Regions from separate parts of the Homo sapiens genome. Here region 2 is linked to region 1. A link is a loop called in an ENCODE intact Hi-C map of the cell type or tissue named here. Cell type or tissue: dorsolateral prefrontal cortex. All regions are shown on one strand.

Evidence for each region. Peaks named below come from ENCODE experiments on the same cell type or tissue, not always from the same donor. Only the 100,000 strongest peaks of a DNase experiment are listed, where the experiment ranks them.
Region 2: it touches region 1 in a loop (6-fold over the local background); 9 of 110 quality-filtered maps call a loop at or near these places.

Annotation. Positions count from the first base shown.
Region 1 is chr6:27,077,761-27,080,260 of GRCh38, forward strand. No RefSeq gene overlaps it. Among named protein-coding and RNA genes, the nearest start is that of TRP-CGG2-1, 13 kb to the right of the region's middle. RefSeq lists a silencer at 996-1,075. In dorsolateral prefrontal cortex, CTCF peaks have their summits at 1,318 (motif pointing left) and 1,521; a DNase peak (open chromatin) is centred at 1,296; H3K4me3 peaks cover 526 bases.
Region 2 is chr6:26,955,629-26,958,128 of GRCh38, forward strand. It overlaps LINC00240 (long intergenic non-protein coding RNA 240), which reads left to right and starts at 1,365. Exons shown (of 3, transcript NR_026775.2): 1 at 1,365-1,555. It also overlaps the pseudogene GUSBP2. RefSeq lists a silencer at 918-1,387 and an enhancer at 1,025-1,723. In dorsolateral prefrontal cortex, a CTCF peak has its summit at 1,341 (motif pointing right); DNase peaks (open chromatin) are centred at 673 and 1,373; H3K4me3 peaks cover 1,745 bases; H3K27ac peaks cover 1,582 bases.

The DNA.
Region 1 (2,500 bases):
AGGAAATTAATATTAATACAATGGTACTATTCACTTGATAGAACATGTTTAGATTCAACAATTGTCCCAGTGATACAATTTATGGTAAAAGATAATCCAAGGTCACATGGTACATTAATATGCAGTTGTCATCTCTCTGTAGCTTCCTTCATCCAGTAAAAGTTCCTGAGTCTTTCTTTGTATTTTATGATGTTGTTGTCATAAAAGCTTGAGACATTTCTACAATGTGCTTCAATTTGAGTTTTTCTGATTTTTCCTTGTAATTAGATTCAGGGTGACCCCTTTGGCAGGAATACGGTAGAATTTATTATGAGTTCTCAGCGCATGATGTCAAGGCTCACGTGCTGTTGGTGTGTTTCATCCCAGGCAGTGTTAGCTGCCATCACTTGGTGTCTACTGGTATCTATTTGGTGTTCAGTGTAATGTTACTGTTTTACTCTTTGTCATTAGTAAATCTTTGGGGAAGACACTTTGAGGCAATATTGATATCCTGCTCACCTAAACTTCCACCTATTAGTTTTAGCACCCATTGATGATTCCTTCCTGAAGAAATTATTATTATGATAGTCATCGAGTGGTGATATTCTAATTTCATTATTTCTTTTACATTTACTAGTTGCTTTTTCATTGAAAGTTAGGTCTTTTCCTTCTCCCTCATTTATTCATTTTAATTGTGGACTAATGGATTCTTGTAGTATCCAATAGGTAACAATCATTTAAAATCATTATTCAGTTTGATTCTCAAATTTTCTCAAATTTGGCTGGAGGGAGTCCCTTCAAGCTGGCTCCCTATTTGACAGATTCTCACCATTCTTTGAGCTCATTCTTACTTTTTGACACAACAAGATTCTCTAGGCTCATCTTGCATCTTGTTTTCAATGTCATTTTACATAAGAAAAAGTATAGCAATGGAGAGGCCAAGTAATTCATCAAATATTGCCCATCCAATGTAACCCAGCCAGAAATCATTAAAGTTCACATGTAAACCCCGAAACTGTTGAGACAGCCGAGTAAAAAGGGCTCCCCAGAGAACCTCCGACCCACCTGTGCACTGGGAAAAGGGGGTGGAGCCACGAAGTTAGCGTGGTTTGCAGAGGGGAGGAGCCCAGCCTCTTGTGTTCCTGTGTGGTGGGGCAGGAGCAGGTTAACAGGCCTCCCTCTCACTCTGCTGAAAGTATTTCTTTTTCCTTTTTCGCGCAATAAATTCCATTTTTCTCACCCTTCTATGCATCCTCAAGCCTAATCTTTCCTGGTTATGTGACAAGAACCCGGTTTTTAGCTGAACTAAGGAGAAAGTCCTACAACACTGCCACCATGTGGCAATTACTCCAAATAGAAGGAGAGGCTGAAGGACACACAACCAGGATGCAGAGAAAAAGATGGAGACAGAGTCTGTGCAAGATGGGATTGATACTGAGACTGGGTTAGCCACCTCTCCTAGACAGTGAAACAGATCGCAAGAGAGGCTGACCCAGAAAGACACATGCAAAACAATGGGCAATAGAACACATGACCTGAATTAGATTATCTGGGTTCAAATCCTGATTTTGCTATTCATTATCTGTGTATCACTGGGCAATTTACTCAATCTCTCTGTGCCTGAATATCCTCATTCAAAATCAGGGATGAAAAGAGTACTTATCTCAAAGGGCTATTTGCTCACTTATTGCACAAGTAATTTGGCATCTGATATGAACCAGGTGCACCTCTAGATGAGGATACTGTCACATTGAATGAAGACCAGTGACCAGAAGCCTGCCTCACAGCCCAGCTCAGTGAGAAAAATAATTCCATTCTCACCTCTAATCTCAACCCTGTGTCACCATTTATGTATAGTCCTTTGCATTAGTGTCTGGAAAGGTCATTTTTTGAGGGCAGAATGAATAACCTATAGAAGGATCATTCTTGGGTATAATGAATTAAAGAAGTATTATGAAGCTTTATAAGGCAGGATTAGCTCATAAAAATGGAGGGTTCTTTTGCTTTTCCAGTCCCATTTGTTGTTTCACAGACAAAGAATAAAACAATCACTGATGGCAAAGACTGCAAACTGCCAACGTTCATCGGTAGAGCAAGGTGACGCTCGTCCTGTCCAGGCCTGTGGTTGGGATAAGCTCAGAAAGCAGAGTCTCCAGGGCTGGTCATCATCTATCATAACCCTGCGTATAAAGAAAGCCTTGAGAAAGAAAAGAAGTGACTTATTATGTGTCTTCTGACCTGGTTCTCATTTTTATTCAAAACATTAGAACCTTGGGAAGATGAAGAGAGGGCCAGAAAAATGGGAAACCCTGGATACAGAAACTTGGCTAGCTGTTTACTTTTTCACTGTACATCTTTCTATTGCAATAGTTAAACCCCAATTAAGACTGAAATAACTCCTGAGGCAAACAAACGTAATTGTGGAGACAGAGGGGAAAATGTACTTCAGGGACTAGGATCCTGCAGAGGGTTTCCGTCTTCCTGACAGAAAAACAACTTTGAAAATTTGAGTCCTGGTAAT
Region 2 (2,500 bases), 120 kb before region 1:
GTACTATGCTCACTACCAGGGTGCACTGTACAAAAGTAACAAATCTGCATATGCACTATCTGTGTCTGAAAAAAATTGAAATTATAAAAACCAAGAGAATATGTTTCTAATGAATGTAGACTTTATTTGATGGACTGGATTAGAATATAATATTTTTTTAAGGGGAAAGGCATTGGGGGATGCACAATGTCTACAGGTTTCTAAATCTCTCTGGTTTCTCACCTAATTCATAGTCTCTTATGTCATTCTCATAGTTTTCATATTCTGCCTTTCCACCTCTTCTTTTTAACAAGTAAAATTCCTCATAGCATACAAAAAACCAATTTTATAAAAAACCCCTATTATAGATCAGGGACCTGTGGATTATATGCTATTAGAACTACACAAAATGTCTCTGTATAGTTTTCTGTATCTTTGGAATATCTTTGGGTGAAGCTGCAGACCTTCTTGGTGAGTGTTACAGCTCTGCGCAGAGCCAAACAGTGAGCAGCAGCAAGACTGCAAAGAGCAAAAGAACAAAGCCTCCACACTGTGGAAAGGGACCCCAGCACGTTGCTGTTGCTGGCTCTGGCAGCCGCTTTTATTCCCTTATCTCACCCCACCCACATCCTGATGATTGGTCCATTTCATAGAGAGCTGATGGGTTCATTTTACAGAGAGCTGATTGGTCTGTTTACAATCCTTTAGCTAGACACAAAAGTTCTCCAAAGTCCCCACTAGATTAGCTAGACACAGAGCACTGATGGGTGCGTTCACATACCTTGAGCTAGACACAGCATGCTGATTGGTGCATTTACAATCCTCCAGCTAGACGTAATAAGTTCTCCAAGTACCCACCGGACTCAGGAGCCCAGCTGGCTTTGCCTAGTGCATCCCGGCCGCGGGCGGAGCTGCCCGCCAGTCTCTGGCGCGCTCCCGCACTCCTCAGCCGTTGGGCGGTTGACGGGACCGGGTGCCGCGTAGCAGGAGGTGGCGCCCGTCCCCTCGGGGTGGCGCGCGGGAGCCCGCGGCTGGGGGGCGGGGGGCAGGGGACGGGGGCGGGGAGCAGGGTGAGGGCTCCAGCATGGCAGGCTGCAGGTCCCGAGCCCTGCCCCCTTGCCCCGCGGGGAGGTGGCTGAGGCCCAGCGAAAATTCGAGCGCGGCGCCGGCGGGCCATCACTGTTGGGGGACCCAGTGCACCCTCCGCAGCTGCTGGCCCGGGTGCTAAGCCTCTCTCACTGCCCAGGGCCGGCGGCGCCAGCCGACCGCTCAGAGTGCGGGGCGCGCCGAGCCCGCGCCCACCCGGAAGTCGCGCTGGACCTGCGAGCACCGCAGGCAGCCCAGGTTCCGGCCCGCGCCTCTCCCTCCACACCTCCCCGCCGGCAGAGGGAGCCCGCTCAGGCCTCAGCCAGCACAGAGAGGGGCTCCCACGGTGCAGCTGCGGGCTGAAGGGCTCCTGAAGCGCGGCCAGAGTGGGCTGAGGCCGAGGAGGCGCCGAGAGCCAGCGAGGGGATGCCAGCAAGCTGTCACCTCTCAGAAATACAGGAAGAACATCAATAATGTTCGAAGTTATAAAGTAGGTTTCTATCAAGAATAAAACATAAACGATCAAAGAATTCCTTATAAAAACATTTTTTATTTCTAGGAAGCAAAACGTAAATATAAAATTTGAGAGTCCACCAAAAAAAATTAGATGCCAGATTTCACTATAATTATCAGGGAAGCGCCCAAACGGGTTGTTTACGGCGCCTCGGGGAAACTTTCTGTTTCGTGTTAAGGGTCTTGAACCATGATGTTTAGAAAACCGTGGGCTGATGCTTTCAGAACCTCTGTGATTGTTGCCTCTGACACTGCATCCAATAGACTAGCATGTTGATTAGGGAAAGCTAAATTCAATAAAATACGACTGTAAGTGGGGTCACCACCTTGAGGGGTTATGTTAGAAGAGTAGATGATAAGGTGGTATCGATAGGGTATTGACGTCTGGGCTCACATGGTTGCCCGGGGCCTTTCAAGACCAATGACTGATAAGAAGAGGTAATGTTCAGGACATAGAGTTTAGGATTGGGGGACACTGTGAGTTAAGGGCCATGACAGAAGTCTTCATAAGTAAACTGTTATTGACACAAGCTGCTACCTGCCCAGGTGAGCAATCTGTTGGCCCAGAGGAGAGTTGCTTACTGACATAAATTGATTTGCAGAAATTTCCTGAAGCAAACAATAAGTTATTTATTGGTTTGCAGCCTTACTTTCCTGAAAAATAATTTTCTGGAATGAATTGTGAAATCATGTTGACACAGATGGCCTCAGGTTTCAGTTCGGATAATTAAGCTGTGTAAATATAGAAAGTCTAAGGTTTCTGTGTGCTGTTGATTCACAGTATGCAACAGTGATCATATTACTTTTATTTACTATGAGCTTCAGCTGAAAAGTCCAAAAGAAACTTTAATTTCAGATATTTAATGAAATCATTATAGCTGTGGTAATTTCCTTTAGCTGGGTGTGAGTGTGTGATGTGAGC